Regions from separate parts of the Homo sapiens genome. Here region 2 is linked to region 1. Evidence: chromatin loops called from intact Hi-C (ENCODE). Cell type or tissue: sigmoid colon. All regions are shown on one strand. Each heading gives the region's core, and the rest is flanking DNA. Links, peaks and the distances in the headings are about the cores only.

Region 1 (10,255 bases), core at 1,423-9,422:
GCAGCGCTCTAGAAACTGATACAGTGGCTCAAACAGAGCCTCTAGGTGTCTCTTCTTTTGCAATCCAAAGACTGCACCAGTGCTACTTGAAGGGGTAAGAGAGCTAAATAAATTTGCTTTTGGGGAGATAGATTTGGGTAAGTTTCTCCATGCTGAGTTAGATGAGTGATATGTGGTGGTGGTAAAATCCAGATAACCCTTGAGTGTGATGATTTCAGAAAGAGAGAGCCAGGAGGCCTGGGAGCCAGCAGGCCAGCGGGGGTCCGCCCACTGGCCCCGAAACAGCGAACAGTGACATTGGAGCAAGGGCCCATCCCGTGCTTCTCTGGAGCCCCACTGGGCAGAGCCAGGTGGAGAAGCAGGAAACTGCACATTGGTGGGCTGGAGGGGCTTGGAGGGGCTGAGACAAGGTGTGTGCTTGGGGATAAGGGCGTTCCTGGTCCCCGGTGAAGCATCAGTGACCAAGAGGCATCCTCTAGAAGAGGTAGACACTACATGGGAAGGGAGAAGCAGCATGAAGGAAGGCGCTTTAGGACAAGGGGATCAGTTACAGTTTCTTCGCCATGTGCCTTAGACCTACAGCTTGCTATTCCACTCTGAAATAAGGCAGAGTGAAGAATTCAAAAACAATCACTCTGGGAGAAAAAAGCGAGTTCTCTTGATATCCTTGCTTTCTCCTGGCCTCATTTCCTCTGATGTTCCCCTGCCCTCTTGCAAATCAATCAGCCTAAATCAAGGGTGTCTGTGCAGGTTCTCAAGACAGACATGCTGCTGGGAGTGGCACGTACGTGAACGTCAAGGAGATGTCAGGGCATGCGCATATTCTTTGGTGCCCACCGTCTTATTTTCTTAACTTACTGGGAAATCTTTTTGTTAGAGTGCACGCATTAAGTTTCTTCCTGGCCTCATCAGCCCCAAACCCAGGCAGTGGCGGGCGGTTTCCCGTGAGGACAGCGTACCTTCTGAAGAAATGCACCCAGATCAGAATGGTATACGAGTCTGTCCTATTCTCGCTCTAGAAAAGAAATGTCACAATAAATAGGTGGGTGGGGTCTGCCCCACACTCCCCAAAACAACCAAAACAGCGGCGAGATCAAACTGAGGACAACGTTATCATCATATATTCTTTTCTTTACACAGTTTGATACCTACCTACTTCTCAGAACAAACACCGCGGAAAGGAAACTGGGTGGATACTTACTGTTTTTAGTTTGTTACATACTACAATTAGTCACCATTAGCTAATTATATAGAAAAGGGGAAATTGGGGCTGTTTTACCCAGAGTTGGTTTTAGGTGGGGGTGAAGCAGGCAGGGTGATATTGGCAGCCTCATGGTTGGTTTTGCTGATTCAGTTCCTCTTTCCTTGCCCCCTATTTCATACAAAATTCCTCTGACAAAGCTTCCTGTGTGGCCACTGGTCAGCATTTTAATAGAATGGAAGGGTGCAGCACAGCAAAGGCCATAGTGTTAATATCCCTCGCATCTGCCGTTCCCACCTCCTCCTTGCTTTTCCAGTCCTTTCCAACTCTGCATAGGATGATGGGGAGAGGAGGGAGCTAGGAAGGGTGAGAGGCAAGCAAAGTCATTTCCAGCATTTTAAAGTCAGCTCTCCCAAAATGCTCTCTCTCTCCATAGCCTTCTCCCTACTGGGGCTTCAAAGCCTTCCCTCTACCTGAAACCACTCAGGGTGCAAGGAAGCCTCTTCAGGTCCCCCTCATCCTTGATCATTACACCAGCTCTTGAGGATCCTTTCTTTCTCTAAATTTGGCAACAATCTTCTGTTGCAGACTCTTTTCACTATTGGAATTCCCTTTCAGGGACTGCTCTCTACAACTTATATGGCTGCAGCAGCAGCTTATCTGACCATTTAAGGCTCTACACTGTGCAGACAGAAAAGGATCACACTCCTCTCTCAGACACATTATAAGAAATTTTATACAAGGCCTGTGCATTTTCAAAACACAGGATTGACCTAATGAGCAGGAATTTGAGACCAGGTAGGAAAAGAGGGTCATGGGATGTGGGGAGCTGCCTGGGGGCTGGTGGGAACTTGCCAGGGGTCCTCATATCCCTTCATGAGACAGTTGCCTAATCAGCCTATTTCAAGGGATGGCCCTGATTTCACGGTGAAAAGCAAGGCATGTTTCTGCAGATACGTCAGTGCTCTAACAGCAACATGTCCTCTGCTAGGAGGACATCCTAGGAGATTCGCTTCCATTGAATCAGAGTAAACTATTTTTTTTTTTTTTTGCTTCTTGGCAGAATATTATTTGCAGATATCTGCAAATTTGGTAGGAAAGCTTTTTTTTCTAAATGGAACTATCCTGAAAACAAAGGGAAAAAAGGGCAAACACACACACACTCACACACACAAACAAACACACACACTCACATGCGAGCCTTCCCCCAAATCCTTCCAAGTCTTCATTCTATTTAAGCTGTTCATAAATAATATCTGATGATAATCTCATTGAAAATGCATCTGTTTTTATGTTAATTTTTGTTAATTTGACATCCCTAGACGATATCATGAAAATATTTACTGTGTGTACGTTTGTGTGTGTGTATGTGTGTGTGTGGGTGCAATTTTGTCCCCTTAGTCCATGATGAATTAAAATAAGTAGTTTACCTATAGATAACTAAAATTCTATACATGTCTTCATGAAGTTTACCTTATTTAACCGTTGCAATTAACACATATCCCAGAAAAATCTTTAAATTTTATTTTTAATATTATCCTAATGTTGCTGAGTTCCCAGCAACACAATTATTTATTGCAGCCAACATCTACCATGCTTACTATTACAGCAAGCTCTTTTCCAAGTTCTTATATCAATAACACACAAGGCAGGGCCTGTGATATTTCCCATTTGTGGATGGAGAAGCAGAGCCGTGGACAGGTGCCAAGTCACCCAGGTCTCAGGGGTGGGGTGGGGTCTCCCCACAGACAGCCTGGCTCAGACACACTCTCCACTGCCGCAGCGCGAGGGACCCTTGTCATCATCCCACAGAGTTTGCCTTGTCATTGCTTCTGAAGTGCTTAGAGACTGTCAATGAAGGAGCAATCTCAATAAACTTTGTGGTTTTGTCATCCTCAGAAATGACCAATCTTCATGAAGGTGGTGTTGTGCAAGCCTGGGCTTCTATTAAAATAAAAAAGTGTGCTTTGCACCTAAGGCAATGGTGGGATTAAAGCAAGTAGCAAATTGATGTTCTCATTTAAAAGTCTTGCCTGGTCTGTGAGTGCCCTGGGCCTGCAAAGGTAAAAGAAGCCTGACCACAAAGCAACTGGGCATTCTGGAGGTTACTGGGCAGACCTGAGACTCCAGAGAAAGTAGGAAGAGAAGGCAGATTGTCAGTTAATGATGGCGGTGTTCGTTTCTGTTTGTATACTTTTAACAGTCTAAAAATGGGGCTTCGGACACAATACCTTTCCTAAATGAAACCAGTGCCTGCTTCGTTACAGGCACAAGGTATGTACTGTGGGTGACATCCAGCCCCCTTCAGTTTTCCAGAGTCTTTCCTGGGGTCTTGCTTGGCTCAGGGCCACTGGAACACAACCCACCCGATGACACCAGGGTGTGTCGAGCCTGTGGTCAAGGTTCACACGTCTGTGTGTGCCACAACCACTGCAGAGGGGAAAGACATCATCCACACAACATCCCACCCTCAGCAGGGACTTGGAAAATCAGGAACCCGATAGTCCATAGTTGGGGAGACTGAAAGGTTCCCCAAACAAGCAAGGCTGCTCCATTTTACCTAACAATACCATACCTACTGGCACGGTTTCTCCCTGTGCCCCATTGCTAACATTTCTCCTTCGAGTTGGCATGCCAAGGAAAGCACAGTGAAAAATGTCTGAGTTCCGGGTTGCTCTTAGCAACATCCATGAATCTGAGTTTCTAACCTCCTTCCCTATAGAACAGTGCCTGAAGGAAGAACTGGCAATGCTCACTGGTGTCAGAATTGCCCACGATTTTTCCCTTTTCAGCAATTATTTAAGTGCTCCAAAAGCATTGCTTCCTTACTGTTTTCAAGGCAAGATAGAAGGAGAGGTTAATCTTGCTTAGAATTTCCTCTGCTTTCAAGTTCCAGGTTGGGGGTATAAAGAGGTTTGATAGAAAAGAACCGCAGCAGCCCAGGCCTGGCTGCAGGAGAAAGCAAAGTGGCTGGGGACAGGGGGTGTGGAGAGCAGGTGGTCTCCCGTCTCCTCCATCAGGGTCAGGAATGTGTCTGCTCCTTTACTGGAACCATCGCCCTCCCTGGATGGCTGTACCGTTTAGGGAGGCCTGTGCTGACAATACAGGTGCAATTCAAAAGAAATTCCATTAAAATAAAGTGGGCAGTGGGGAGAAACGGGGAATTCTGTCATGAAACATAAAACCTAAAATACTGTCTGGTCAAAACCTAGACAGCCTGTGAGACCCATGAGAGCTCGGAGACCCTGCTTTCGGAGCATAGGTGGGGACCCGAGGGGTGGGGCCGTGAGCAGGGTCTCAGGCCAGCCGTGGAGAAGGCGGCTGCCTCTGCGGGGATGGGCACCGCAGCGTGGTGGGCAGATATGAGGAAGGCAAGGACTTTCCCATTGACCATGCAAAACCTTCACGAAGTCAGGGTCTGTCCACCGTCTAAAGATCGAGACCTCATGTTGAGTTCTGAGGTAAAATGGGAAAACAGTTTTAACAGTGCAGTGAAGCTTCCTGCCAATAAGCAAACCTTTCCACCCTCCGCTCAGCTACAGAAACACATTTGGGAGCTCCAGGGAGGAGGCGGAGGGGCACAGGCGCTCCCCAGTGTGGGCCACGCTCAGGTGTCCCTTCACAATGGCAGCCACACTGCTTCGTGAAACGGACACACTACGGGATGGAAAACAGTGAGAGGGAAGCCACGGCATCAAGAAGCAATAATCACAGAATGTTTTTGTGCTGTCCACGCCTTCCTCAACATCTGCCTCCACTTCCAAGTCAATCGAGACAGCCTGTTTATGTGGAGCTTTGAGATGACACATACACTTTACTGACCCTAGAACAATACCCTTTCCACATCTAAAGCAATTTTCGTGTAAATGACTGTGCCATTAACCTTCCAGGGTCATTCAAATATTTTCTGAGAAATTGGCTGCTTTCGGGATTTTCTTAGAATGCCATGTGTTTCATTTTTGTGCAGAACAGATGACAGGCGAGGCATTCCAACAGGACTTCAGTTGATTTAACTAATTCCTGTCAGGGGAAGTGAAGTGTTGGGATTCATAAAGCCGATCCCAGCCCGGAGATTTTCCTTTTCCCAAAACAGAAAAAACAAGACATGCTGTGTGGTTTTGCAACCGGGCAAGTTTCGAAATATTTTTAAGCTTTCTACTTTGCCAAGTATTTCATAAAAAAACTATTTTCTTTTTGTTTCGTGCCAAAAAATGTCACCCCTAAATATTTTTTCCCATATCTGGTCACATGTCCAGGATTTTTTCTTTTCTAAGAATAAATAATTTTTCTGGGTTATAAAAATTCCACTTGCTCTATCAGATTAAACATATCTTTATATAGAAAAAGCATCCGAAACATTCCCCAAGTGGGTCTAAGGGAGGAGTCTTAATACAATTTTGTTAAATTAATTTTGATTAAATATTAGGCCTTGAATTCTTTTTGTGACTCTCACAAAGTTCAGGCTTATTTTGTTACACTTTCAAGTCTCCCTTTTTTTCACTCTCCACATACTGTTTCCTTTTATTAGAAAGCATTCAAGAAGAATTGATTGGTGTGTTTGACCAAAATAATATGTTGGAAGTGATACCAGTGCAAGGGGACCCTCTGGGTTCCATTCTCTATTTGCATAGTTAGCTGGAGTTAGAAGGTTCAGCTGTCAGGGATTCAAGAACTCTAGCATCAAAAAAGTGTGAACTTGCAAATGAGCTGTCAAGGTTCATAGCAAGTGAATAATGCAGCTGAGAGCTGACTTGTCTCCACCCTGGTGTTCTATTGATCTTGCTGCTGGATAAAGCATAGGCACATAGGAACACTGAAAAATAGCAATTTGTATGGGTTGGACTGGTATTTTCTTTTTTACCAGTTAAAATGTTAATTACATTCACAAAGTCAAAAAGCTGAATAAATAGTCTTACAGTTGGAAATATAGGGCAAAACAAAACACAGGCTTGAAAAAGCAATAATAGCTATACACCTAAAATGTGAAAAATATTCATAGAGAAATGAATTGTAGGGCATTAACTCTTGCAAAACCACCAAAGGCCTGGTGGAATTAATATGCTACAGATTTGAAACTTAACATTGGGCAACTTAAAATGCATGTATTTGTTATTGATATTTAACTAATCCTTGTAAGTAAATCTACTATAAGCGAAAAGCATTCTAAATTGATGTTATTGCTAGTTTGCAGGGAAATTCTGAAAGTCTATGTGTTTGTTGGTGCATGAGGGGATGTGCGTATTGAGGTGTGTGTTCAGGATGAGGGCTTCTGGTCCTTTAGAAATGGTTCCCTCTAAGCTTCTTGGTTTCCAAATCTTCATCACTCTTTTTAAAATCTAAAAATGCAGGTTTACTTTATATGGAGAGCACATTGCTATGAGGAGATGTGACATTTCAGAAAGAGCACATGGCACTGATTCTGAAATGCTACCAAGTTGCTTCAGAATATACCCAAATTCTCTCAAAGATTAATGATACACTAAGAAACTGAAGGACACAGCAAATTATTTTGCTTGTCTTCAACCCACTGTCACCCTGCCACAAATTGAACCTAATAAAATTTCCATCCCTCTCCCATCTTATGATATGACCCTTCCCCCTCATGCATGGGGAAATTGTTATTTACATTGTGAAAATATCAAGCATCTCCAAACACTTACGTTTTGTGGAGCCGGGTCTCCCATGGTAAAATGAGAGCCCAACACGGTGAGTTTGCTTCCTAGGAATGGCAAATCAGCATCGCGATGCCCTCAAACCAGAAATAATACCCTTCATTTGCTGCAACTGGTTGAGTATCAGTGCTATAAAAAATAGATGATGGAAAACCGGAGCCCTTGACAGAAATACAAGTCTGCTGTGTGTGGCTTGTGCAGGAATGGAGCAGAGAGAAGCGGTGGTCTTGTCTACACATCATACTTGGGCTTCGCCCATGCTGACAAGTGGAAGCACATGCACAGTGGACACACGCTGTCAGGACATTCATCCCTGCTGGCACGTAAACGGCAGGGAGCTAAACTGCTAGAATTCAAGTGGCACAGAAACTTGAGCCTATGGAATATCACTGTGGAGTGGGCAGGCCAAGTTCTTTACAGTGCTCTTTGCTTTTGCAAAGAGGTAATTTCCAACTCAAGAATGCTCTGTGGCTTTGGCGTCAAGAAAGCTGAAAGTCAGTGAAATAGAGCCTTGAAGGTCATCCAATCTGCGCTGCAGCAGGAAGTGAATTTTGGGAGCCCCAAATGCAAAATAGGCAGCTCAGCCCAACATTAACTCAGCCCAACACTAACTCAGCCCAACATTAACTCAGCCCAATATTAACTCAGCCCAACACTAACTCAGCCCAACACTAACTCAGCCCAACATTAACTCAGCCCAACATTAACTCAGCCCAACACTAACTCAGCCCAGCACCAGCTCAGCCCAACGCTAACTCAGCCCAGCACCAACTCAGCCCAGCACCAACTCAGCCCAGCACTAACTCAACCCAGCACTAACTCAGCCCAGCACCAACTCAGATCAGCACCAACTCGAACCAGCACTAACTCGGACCAGCACTAACTCGGACCAGCACTAACTCAAACCAGCACCAACTCAAACCAGCACAAACTCAGCCCAGCACCAACTCAGATCAGCACGAACTCAAACCAGCACTAACTCGGACCAGCACCAACTCAAACCAGCACCAACTCAAACCAGCACCAACTCAGCCTAGCATGCACTGATTCTCTGGCATAGACTCAGACTCCAAAAATATGTCGAGAAAGTCTAACCAAAATTTGCAAAATTAGGACCTGTGGTCAGTACCTTGACTAAATATGACTCTGTCTATGAACACAAGTAGGCATAATGTAACATAAGACAGTAAAGAGGGGCATCGTTAGAAACCTTTAGCATTATGTCAGAAAGGGCAAGAGGACTCAAGTAGAAGAAAGGCAGAGAGAATAACAGAGGGACATGCATGAAAAGTACTTTTTTCTTCTTCAGTCCTGCAATTGCATTAGGAACAGAGGTCAGGCCCAAGAGCTGCCCTCTCCTCACTTTTCTTTCTTTCTTTTCTTTTTTTTTTGTTTTTTTTTTTTTTTTTGAGGGGGAGTCTCGCTCTGTCGCCCAGGCTGAAGTGCAGTGGCATGATCTCGGCTCACTGCAACCTCCACCTCCCAGGTTCAAGAGATTCTCCTGCCTCAGTCACCGGAGCTAATTTTTGTATTTTTAGTACAGATGGAGTTTCACCATGTTGACCAGGCTGGTCTCAAACTCTTGACCTCAAATGCCCGCCTTGGCCTCCCAAAGTGCTGGGATTACAGGCGTGAGCCACCGCACCCGGCCTGTCCTCACTTTTTATCACATACTCCTGCTCTTGTGGCCCTGCTTGAACACAGCAACAGGGTCTACATAAAATAAATTAAAATACATTTAAAAAAAAATTACCTGCTTTACTTCTGGTCCATAGCATTGGACATACCCAGCCAGAAATCATACACTGGGCTGGTTTTTGGGAGCCAACTCAAATGCTTGTCCTTTGAGGTAAGTATTAGGGTGCTCGTGGCCTCCCGCCCCACGGGTCCTTCACTCACTGACCCTGACCTGTGCTCACTTTGTCTCACCACCTACATTTCCCAACAGTTCATGTTTGATACAGCTGCTGGTCCTGCCAAGGCTGGAGGCCCTCCCCATCCGCTGATTTGCCTTTCTCTGAAATCGGCATCTTGGCTCCTCTGCATTATTTCTGATTGGACTTGTCTCTCTGGCTTGTTTTCTCTGCTAATTCTGATGAAGACGATAATCTCTAGCTCTCAGGGGCCAGCCCTGGCTACACAGTTTGGGGGTAGTGTTCAAACAACCCTTGAGAATCTTATTTTTCAAGGCTGTTGGCTGGCACTTTAGGGCTAAAGCAAGTGGTGAATTAAAACACAAAACAAAACAAAGCAAAAACCACAGGCCTAAATAAACATATGCACCCAGGAGCATGACTGTGCAGACAGACTGCCTGGCTTTGAATCTCATTGCCACCATTGATTGGCCACTTAACCTTGCATATCACAAGATGGGAATAATAAGGCACCTGCTTCATAGATTGTTCTTTTAGTCTTCTATCCGTTTGTTCATTCCTTCAGTAAATATCCATCGAGCACCTACTACTGCCCAGACATACGGATCCAGAAATGTCCAGCACAGATTAAGAGGCCACAGCCTCGTGGATTTTCCATTCCAGGGCATTTTTCTTCAAGGATCCAATAAGATATCCCCCTAAACTATACATCATAGAGCCTTTGACACAGTAAACACTCACATGCCATTAGCTGTTATCACGGTAACAATAAAAATAAACTTTTAGCAAAGGTTTTAACTAAATGAGGTGAGAATCATAAATAAAGATATATTTGCTATAGTGAAAAGGAGAGAAAATGTAGGAAAGTCAGGCAAGAGGAATATTTGCCAAAATCATTCATGAATCTGACACATTAGATTCTGGGCGTGTCCTAAGCCTTGACCTGTGCTACTTGATGTGGGATTTGCACACCTGGGACACACGAGCTTCTGAAGTTCAGACTGTCTGCACTCTATCTGACACACTCCACAGCTGCACAACTTGCAGCATGAGTCAGCACCATCCTAACCTCTAAAGAGCCCCGCGGGCACAGCGAATGCACCTCCCAGCCCTTTGGACGTGGTGGCGACCAGCTGGTTTCCTGGAGAGGCATCTCCTTTACACCCATCTGTGAAAGAAATCTAGATCTAAGCCTTAGATCTCAAGGTTAGAAAGGGGGTAAGGTTGAGGTTCCGGAGTGCTACTCTATTAGACACATTGTCCTTTTTAAATTATATTTTTACAATAATTTCCATTTATTATTTTTTCGTGGCATCCTAGTGAGGCAGGCTAGTTTGACAACATGCTGCTTAGGGGAAATTTGCTGTTAATAAGTCTTTTGAGCTCACTAAATTTTGGTGCAGCATGAAAACCCAGACTGTTTTCAACTCTCTCTCTGGCATACCCGCTTGATTCCTGATAGGGCTATTAATTTTGCGCAGATTTCCCAATTTGCTCCCCATTTGCTA
Region 2 (10,255 bases), core at 1,370-9,369, 62 kb after region 1:
TCGGCAATTCCTTCCTCTCTCCTGCCACTGGGACAAGCTCACCTCTGCTGCACCCTCCCTGCCTCAGCAATCTTTGATCTGTACCTTCAGAGAAGGTTTTTATCCTAGTCCATCCCCAGCAGACACCTCCTGCCCAGCCTCTCTCTGAAGGTCTACATGGCAACCACGGGCTACATGTGGCTCCCGGGCACCTGCCTTGCTTGCACTGAGATGTGTTATCCTGCAAAATACACACAAGATGCGAAAAAAAAGAATGTCAAGGAAATCATTACTATTTTTTATACTTGTTGAAATCATATTTTGGCTGTACTAGGTTAAAAATATTATAAAAGTTGGTGTCATCTGTTTCCTTTTACTTTTTAAAATGTGGCTGATAGAACATTAAAAATTACATAGGTGGCTTCTCTTTGCTGCTCAATATATTTCTATTGGTCTAGACATTTTTTTTAAAACCACATATCCACCTAAGTGTTCCACCTATATCTCCATCTCAGAAAGTCTCAAACCAGTTTCACTATCTTCTTCCCCCAAAACACTTTTTCCATGTCTTGTTTTCCCAAGACAGAAACCTGGTGATTAAACCATAGCCTGCTTCTACTCCCAAATGCCAGCTGAGAACTGTTGGTTCTGTCTCCATAATCTCTCCACGCCAGCACTTTTCCCCCAGCCCTACTGTCCTGTCTCAGCTGAGCCATTCATCTTTTCTTCCTGGATTACTGTACTGTCCTCCTACAGGAAATTCCCTTATTTTTTTTAAATTTTCTTGTAGAGATGGGATCTCACTGTGTTGCCCAGGGTGGTCTCAAACTACTGGGCTCAAGTAATCCTCCTGCCTCTGCCTCTGAAAGTGTTGGGATTAACAGGCATGAGCCACCCCACCTGGCCCTATGTGAAATTCTTGAATTCATTCCCACCCTACCTCAGTGGTGCTCTCACAACAGAGAAACTATCTTATAAAGGAAATCCTATTTCACCTTCCTGCTTGAAATGTCTCACAGTTGCCCTGCCATCTGGCTCTGGTCTGCTTGCTCGATTTTACTCACTATCTCTCCATATCGGGCATCCTGCATTCCAGCCATACCAATGGCTCCCAGGGCCCTGCAGATTTATATGAAATCCATCGCTCCATGCCTGGGCGCTGTGGCCACGCTGCTCCCTGGTCACGGTGAGGCTGGGCATGCCTGGGCGCTGTGGCCACGCTGTTCCCTGGTCACGGTGGGGCTGGGCATGCCTGGGCGCTGTGGCCACGCTGTTCCCTGGTCACGGTGGGGCTGGGCATGCCTGGGCGCTGTGGCCACGCTGTTCCCTGGTCACGGTGGGGCTGGGCATGCCTGGGCTCTGTGGCCACGCTGTTCCCTGGTCACGGTGGGGCTGGGCATGCCTGGGCTCTGTGGCCACGCTGTTCCCTGGTCACGGTGGGGCTGGGCATGCCTGGGCTCTGTGGCCACGCTGTTCCCTGGTCACGGTGGGGCTGGGCATGCCTGGGCTCTGTGGCCACGCTGTTCCCTGGTCACGGTGGGGCTGGGCATGCCTGGGCTCTGTGGCCACGCTGTTCCCTGGTCACGGTGAGGCTGGGCATGCCTGGGCGCTGTGGCCACGCTGTTCCCTGGTCACGGTAGGGCTGGGCATGCCTGGGCTCTGTGGCCACGCTATTATTCCCTGGTCACAGTGGGGCTGGGCAGCTTCCAGAGCGAATGTGGACATATTCTTAGGCCCCACCTCACGCACTTCTTCAGAGAAACCTCAGAGGCTCCTCCACAAGCCACGGGTACCCCCAGATTTCCCTCACTCTATGCATCCCATGCGCCTCTAGCAACGCAGGACCACACTCGAGTAGAGCTGTCTGTGCCGAAGACTGTTTGGCAGACACTGTTTCAGATGCGTTCCAGACACTTAGGAGAGCGACTGACACAGAGCAGGGCTTGACTGATTACATCCCTCGCTCATTTCTCCCGGCCCCGTCACCTTAGTTCATGCCCAAGTTTTCCTCTTGTCGAATTCATCGACACTATCATTTCGTAATCTTTTCTTGTGCCCTTCATTTAATTTGATACTGTTACCAGTTATATATTTTTCACCCACAAATATGATCATTACTTTTCCTCTGTAAAGAAGCTCCAATGGTTCTCTCTCTTTCTCTCTTTTTCTTTCCCTAAAGAATTAACCCAAACTACTTAACATGATGATGATCCTGATGCTGATGACAAAAATAGGCATGGGTGGCCATTCATTCTGCCTCTGACGTGCCAGGCGCTATGCCGGTCATTTTGCAGTAATCTCATTTAATCCTAATGATAATACTCAGATGTAAGTGCTATTATCTCTTCCCCCTAAGTAGGGAAATAGGGGTCAGGAAAAGCCCAGGAGCCTGTTCCCCAAGACCAAGTTAGCACTACAGAGCTGGGAATGAATTCCAACTTTATGTGACTGCAAAGCTCTTCCATGCCCCCACACCACCCCACGCCCGGTTCTCCCTACTGTTCCTACATTCCAGACGCACCATCCAGCCTGCAATGTGCTTTCACACCATGTTCACCTGCAGACAATGCTTTCTCCATCTAATGCCCCTGCCTTCACCATGCACACACTGAAGTTGCCTAGAAGGGTCAGTCACACTCTACTCTGTGCCTTCCTTCTGCCTCGGCACTTGTGATGCTGCGGGATTATCAGTTTCCCCTCCCTCATCCCAAAGACTGAACAGTCACCAAGAGTAGCAAGTCGACTAGTCACCACTGAACATACGCAGCCTGGAGAATCAGAGGTGCACGGTGTGTGCCTTTTACATGAACTCATGCATACACCAAGAATGATAGTAATGCCTGCTCACATTTGTTTAGCATCTCCCACATGCCAGACCTCACCCTACACAATTAGAATACATAATCCATTCAATCCTCCCACCACTCTTTAGGATAATGTATCATCTTAATCCTTATTTATTTTTTCCAGAATAAACTTGTGATTCTAACAACTTCAACATAAAATAAATAACTTTTGCTCAATATCAAACTCTATAAAATCACTAAAATTGGCCCAATATCCTGGGTTTTTTAACTTGCATTATTTCTTCCTGATAATGACATTTAGGCCAGTCAAATCCTGTATTACCGTTTTAAACAAAGAAAAAAAGATTATGAGTTGCTTTTAAAATTCACGTGTGACAAGCAGAAAAAACTCGTGGAGGCAGTTTCAACATTTAACCTAAGTGTACTTAGCAACTACACTTAATAGCTTTTTAAAAAGCCTCGTTTTTAAAAAAAGTGGATCTTTCTTTGCAGAGTGACTTAAAATACATCATCATAGTCTTATTAATTAAACATGTTCTTATCAGAAAAAAGCGTCTCGAAAGCTAGTATATATGCTTAATTAAGCTGTATGCAACCATCAGTCCATATCTTGAATTAGGCTACATGTGAGGCCCTGATTTGCCCCATTCTTTCTGCTACCCAGAACAGCACTGCTCACTGCCTACCAGTGTTTCCAGCAAAGATATAAAGTTCTACATGTCTAAACGTTTTTGCCCTGATATCAAAAGCAAAGCAAAACAGGTCTTCTCCATTCCCATTTTGGTTAACAGCATCACCATCTGCCCACTGGCCTGATCCACCCAGAAGCCTGTCTTCTTTTTTGAACTTGAAATACTCATGTGCTTTATTTGTATAAATTCCCATTATTCCCTCACTGCTCCAAAAATAGAGAAGAAAGTAACATAAATGTACTGACATCAATTTGAGAACTAGAACATGTTACCTTCCCGAAGTATCCATCTTGGATATAGGGAAGGAGACTTAGCCTCATAAAAGCACATGAAGGAATGCTCAGAGGAAATACTCTAAACCTAGTTTTCTGGAATTGGTAAGCAGAAGCTCTGGAGTCAGTTACAGGTTGTGAGCCTTCCACCAAGAAGAGCCACCTAACATACCAAAAAAATAAGCATGAGATTCACTTAAAGTTTGACAAATTTAGCAACTCCTTTCCATTGTCTGCATTTTAGAGAACCTATTGATGCTGTTGTAACAGCTACAGAGAATCGTGAGATGCCCAGTGACATTGGCTATAGTGGTAGCAAACCGGGTAGTGGGAAGTTTTCTAACAAATACTATGTAAAAGGAGAAGCCTGAGTCTTTTAACACCACAGATCAAACACTGCAAATGGTAGGACGAGCATTAGAGTCCCGCTGAGGTCGCTGAGACTTACACTTCACACGAATTGTAGTGGTGCCTAGATCTCCCTGAAGAGTGGCAGAAGCAGCCGCCCATCCCTTAAACTACACATGTACCTGGCTTCTCAAGACTCCAGAGTTTACTTAGAGATGAGTAACTAGAGCACAGGAATTTGGAAGAGAGTCTTTCTATAAACTCCCAGGAACAACCAACACCAGTAGTGGCTGACGTCTGTGAGACCTTCTTTGCGTCAGATGCAGTGCTCTCATCAACATCCAACACACGTGCCTTTAATGCCTGGGACTATGGCGACACTCATTTAGATGAGGGAACTGTGGCATAGAGGGTTTCGTACCTCGGCTTACTTCACTGCAATCGGCTTTCTAAACCAGAACTCCCACCCGACAATGTGTGAGTCCAAAGTCCATGTTTCTAGGTGCAGTGGCTCACTCCTATAATCCCATCACTTTGGGAGGCTGAGGCAGACGGATCACTTAAGGCCAGGAGTTCGAGACCAGCCTGGCCAACATGGTGAAACCCGTCTCTGCTAAAAATACTATTAGCTGAGCATGGTGGTGCACGCCTGTAATCCTAGCTGCTCAGGAGGCTGAGGCAGGAGAATTGCTTGAACCTGGGGAGGCAGAGGTTGCAGTGAGCCAAGATCATGCCACTGCACTTCAGCCTGGATGACAGAGCAAGACTCCATCTCAAAACACAAAAAATACAAAAAGTCCATGCTTCTAACCACTAGCAATCACCCTATAACATATTCCCCTCAATGAAAAAGACTGAATCCAAGAAATCTCACCTGCGTCAGACTTTCTAAGTCATAGAGATTTATAGTAATAATTTTAAATGAGTCTTTGACTTTCAGACCCAGCGTATGAAGGAGGAGAGTGTGAGTCAGTGCCGTTCCTGGGCGTCCGCTGGGAACTTCCCTGACTGTCCTTCTGGCTCTCAGGAGTGGAGCTCACTTGCTCAATTCATTCCAGTGTCCCAGAGGTCACAGTCTCCCCTCTGTGAGCTGGGCTGTCCTCGGTCCCTGGGCCTATCTCTTTGCTGTCCTCCCTGGGATCTTGCCCCTGGGGTAGCCCTGCTTCCCTTGCAGCTTTCTTCTCTGCTGCTGGTGCCTTCCCCAGGGCTGTGCATGGGCTTAGCTCTTTCTTCATTTCTCTCCCTCTCTCCTCTTTTCTTCCTGCTGTCTTAGCTGGGCCCCCTCCATCCTTTTATTTCCTAATTGTACCTGTTGCTTCCATACCCTTAAAAGCATACTCCATTTTCTCCCTAGATGTATTGAGGTATAATTGACAAAGCTGCAGACATTTAAGGTGAACCACGGGCTGCTTTGATACAGGCATGCACTGTGCACTGATCACCACAATCAAGTTAGTGATCACTTCTTATCTTTTTTGTGGATGGTAAGAACATTTGGATCTACTCCCCTAGCAAGCTGCAAGTGTGCAATGTGGTTTTATTCACTACAGTCACCACGCTGCATGAGATCCTCAGAACTTATTTGTCCTATAACTGAAAGTCTGTGCCCTTTGACCTCATTTTCCTCCCCCCACCAATTCCTGGCAACCACCATTCGACTCTGTTTCTATGAGTTCAACATTTAGACTCCACATATAAGTGAGATTGTACAGTATTTGTCTTTCTCTGTCTGACTTGTTTCACTTACCATAATGTCCTCATATGTATGCTGTTGCAAATGGCAGGATTTTCTTCTTTTTTAGGGCTGAATAATATCCCATTGTGTGTATATACACCACATTTTCTTTATCCATTCATCCATGGACAGGTCCTTAGGTTGTTTCCATATTTATTCCTTTCCTTTGTATGTATATCCAGAAGTGGAGTTGCTAGATCATATGGTAGTTCTGGTTGTAATTTTTGAGGAAACTCTGCACAATTTTTTACAATGTCTGTACCAATTTACATTCCCATCAACAGCTTACAAGGGTTCCCTTTTCTCCACATCCTCACCAACACTCGTTATCTTTTGACTTTTTGGTGATAGCCATCCTAACAGGTGTGAGGTGGTGTCTCACTGTGGTTTTGACTTGCCTTTCCATGATGCTTAGTGATGTTGAGCACGTTTCCATACGTCTGTTTGCCATTTGTATGTCTTCTTTGGAAAACTATCTATGCTGGCCCTTTGCCCATTTTTTAACTGAATCATCTCTCTCTCTCTCTCTCTCTCTCTGTGTGTGATGCTCTTGAGTTGTAAACACATTTCTTAATCTTTCCATGTGCTTTAATCTCAGCACTTTAGCAACTGTCAAGAACAAAGTTCTTTTCAAAAAGTTCATCTCAAAGTTGGCCACTGACTCGTAACAGGTAAAACCCAATGAGCACTTCCCTGAGCCTCAGTTTCTTCTTTTCTCATGTGAAACAGTGATGATAGTGCATACCTCCCAGGGCTGTTGAGCCAGACTCAACAATTTACATGAAAGCACTGAGGGGGTGCCAAATACATGTGAGTGGTATAAAACAATTCTTGATGCTACAAAGCTTGCTTTTCCACACTATTGTCAAAATCCCACCTTGTTCGAGCCCCAATTAAAATACCATTTTCTCTAATCCATCTTTCCCGATCCTCTAACAAACTTCAATTCTCTGAGCAATTTATTATCATCTTCTGGAACTCCATTGCTTAAGACGATCAAAGAGTTTCTTTATTGTATAAGTTACTTCTGCGCATGTCTTTTGAAGGAATAAATAAATGCATTGATTATATCTGCCTTATAGCACTCCATCACCTTCTATCTTAAATTACAGTAACTAGCGTTCCTGTCTTCCTGCACTAAATTGTAAGCTCTTTCAATGGCTTCCTGGCTTATTCTCTCATCTTTTCCTCCGGTCCTTGATGGATGTATAATAAATGAATGAGTAAATTATATGAAAATGCAAGTATGATTTTTTTAATATACAGTTACAACTTCGACATCCACAGTTGGGTCTGACCACTTGTTAAGTTGTACCCAGAACTTAGGTCTTTCTCGCTCTCCACGTTCCCTATCAAGGCCATCTTTTCAATACCAAACAAATTAGAAAGAATACAATCAGCTAACTTACACTAACATACTAACAAATGGGACAACAGTCTTCAAGGTCTGGAAGAGGAGAGCAGAGAACTCATCATTGCCTGCTCAAGCCCATCTACCAGGAGGGGAAACTCCAGATACTGTGGGCCACTTGGCACTTAGGAACTCATGGTACTGATCTGTATATTGGGCAGATATAGTTTTTTGGTGATAGTCTTAAAAATCATGTGTCACCTGTCATGACACTTGCCAGATGAAATTCTGATTTTATTTCCCAAGAGAATGCACTGACAAATTAATAATCTGACCTTTAAACGGGTGATATTTCTCCATGTCAATCAACAAGAGGCCATTCTGTTTTGTTGACCAGATAAAATACTCTTTCACTCTCTGAGGGGTTAGCGAGAGTGCATGCAGATTTCTCCAATGCTTTGCTTTTGGTTGGAAGCAGAAACATTTAAATTTCAAGGCAACACTTTTCCTAATTCCTACTGAACTCAAAAGCTCTAGTGGTTCAGTGATCCCATTGGTAACAAATACTTAGAGGGCCAGAGTCCTTCTGGGTCCTATCCTTACGCTCCTGTTCTCTCCTCCTCTCAGGCCTTTTCTGCACCATGCAAACCCAGCACCTCTTCTCACAGGCTGGGCTAAAGGCAGAATGCAATACCATGACTGAGGAGCCTGGGAATGAGGCAATTCATTAACAGAACATTCCCCAGGAAACATAATTTTCTGATCATAATCTCTTTGTTCCTGACAGTTGCAAAATTAAATACCAGAGCCAAAAAAAAGTGAGGCACCGTTTTAAGGGTATGTTTTCCTAATTCGATCTTCAAAGGAAGCACAAGCTTAGGGTTCGAAATCATTATGATGTAATATTATGCCACATAATAATACATAGATCCAATCATTTTACCAGATAACCGTCAATATAAAGCACTGACAGGACATTTGGGACTTCGGGTCAACAGGAAGGTGGTTTTTCAAACTAAACTATATTATTTATGGCTTTGATTGTCATTTACTTTTACAACATAAGGGTGATGGTAATTCTGCTCTTCTGCCAATAAATCTAAAAATTAATTGAAAATGTAGTCAAAATCCTTGGCACACTTTAGAAGGAAGATTTTTTTAATTAAAAAAGCCATATTAATCATTATATAAATGAGTTATATTAGTCCTGTAAAATTAAATCTATGGTGGAAAGGAAGTCAGTGAGTGATATAATCGGATTTCAGAACACATATCATATAAAAAGTTATGTTTCTAAATAAAGTGAGTGTGAAAGAATTCAGGATATATTATCAGTCATCTGAGTTACTGCCCTAAGACAGCCCTTCTCCCAAAACAGATATGGTTTCTCTGACAAAGAAGATAAGTGTGCCTTCTCATATTTTTATTATTTTCTTAACTGTCAGACATAACTCATATGTAGTTAAGTTGCTCAGAAGGTTAAATTCGGAGGAAAAATTCTACAAGTGGTTTAAATGAGCCAAATCATTTTTGGTTGCGTCATGTTTCCTCCGTTGAAAAAGTCTCGATGACTTAAAAAGGATTGCTTTGATACTTAGCTTAGTGTTTTACCCAAAAAGCATACTGACCAAAAACAAACAAACAAAAAACCCATAACAAAACAAACATTTAAAGATATGTAGACCAGATCAGTTTTCTCCTGATGAAAGTCACATGGAACCACACGCAGGTTACCTTGCTTTCAGCAGGTCCCTTTCCTTGGGTGTGAATTTTATTTGTTACAATAACCGACTTGGCCTAGTTACTCAGCCATCCTTCGTTCACTCTTGGTAGTGGACATGGCAAGATGGTGGGTAAAAACACGTAAACAAGACTGCTCTCTCGTGGAGGTCACTTTCACATGGAAAGACTGGACACGTCAAAACACTTCATTAACATGATATAAAAATAATACAACATGTAAAGTGGTATCGGCGCATCTAAGACAAAGCGATTCAATGTTAAATCCCTCTTTGGGAAATAATTTAAGATTGCAGAAAATGTTTCTGAGAAATTCCAATGTAAACGTCCTTAAAAGTCCCTACTTTTTAGTATTTGGTATTATACTTATAGATTTTGTGATTTTCCAGATTTTTCATTAAAAGTTAATATGCATAAAACTCTTGGGATGGTAGCAAGTACAGAGTGAAATCTATATAAATTATTATTATTATCAATATCTTTTGGAGTGAACAAATTGAACATTTTTTGAATAATCTTTTGCGTAGTTGACTGAATACTAGTTAATAGGTTTCTATTGTTTTCTTGAGTTAAATCAGAAGCAGATATTTTGATTGACTGTGTAAGGTCTTGCAGCTTCTATGGTTTTTTTTAACTTGAAAAGGTCTTCCCAGACTGATACCTCTTTCTGTCTTGAACTCTCTGTTCAACTATATTCTAAAGCCTTAAAATGAAGATCTTCAATTTTATAACTCTGGATTTAAACTTTTCTTTCTTATTCTTTTTTATTTTACAAAAGAAAATTTTAACTCTTTAGGTTGATTATATTTCTTGATGAATGTGACTGTACCAAGAGGCTTTAAAAAAATTGAGATTAGAAATCAGTTTTTCTTATCTTCTGAATTATTCACCATATGATGTGTTGCATTTGAGCTTTATCTATGCTTCTGGTAATATTTCTGTCTTATATAATTGTTAAAGTATAATGCTTCTCACCAGGAAGACTATATATATATATATGTTTAATAATAGCCTTTTTAAATTTTCATGTGTTTTTTCTTCTCCTTTGTTTTCTGATTTTTAAAAAATCAGAAAAATGTCTGAATTGTCACTTTATCTGTAGATTCAAAGAGCACTTTCTAATCATGTGTTGGCATTAGCACAACACCGGGGAAGATCTGATTGCTGTAAGCCGTTCATTCATTCAGCAAATACTGACTGAATATGCAGTATGTTGACCTGTTTGCTGAGGGCCTCTCTGTTCCGGCTGCCATTCTAAAGCGAGTCAAGTTTTCCCTGTAACTTTTATTCTGCAGAAGTAACCTGTACCTTTTTCCATTCTCTTGCCATTC

Evidence for each region. A loop is a pair of places that touch in the nucleus more often than their neighbours do. Peaks named below come from ENCODE experiments on the same cell type or tissue, not always from the same donor. Only the 100,000 strongest peaks of a DNase experiment are listed, where the experiment ranks them.
Region 2: it touches region 1 in a loop (2.2-fold over the local background); 2 of 110 quality-filtered maps call a loop at or near these places.

The regions. Positions count from the first base shown.
Region 1 is chr4:185,733,140-185,743,394 of GRCh38, forward strand. SORBS2 (sorbin and SH3 domain containing 2) reads right to left here. Exons shown (of 27, transcript NM_001395207.1): 3 at 960-1,015. Among named protein-coding and RNA genes, the nearest start is that of SORBS2, 74 kb to the right of the region's middle. RefSeq lists an enhancer at 3,960-4,529. In sigmoid colon, for the core only: no CTCF peak of the experiment used is centred there; DNase peaks (open chromatin) are centred at 2,099, 2,934, 4,836 and 5,262; H3K4me3 peaks cover 3,440 bases; H3K27ac peaks cover 588 bases.
Region 2 is chr4:185,795,322-185,805,576 of GRCh38, forward strand. All of the region lies in intron 1 of SORBS2 (sorbin and SH3 domain containing 2), which reads right to left. Among named protein-coding and RNA genes, the nearest start is that of SORBS2, 12 kb to the right of the region's middle. RefSeq lists enhancers at 859-1,375, 1,376-1,891. In sigmoid colon, for the core only: no CTCF peak of the experiment used is centred there; DNase peaks (open chromatin) are centred at 1,869 and 4,419; H3K4me3 peaks cover 698 bases.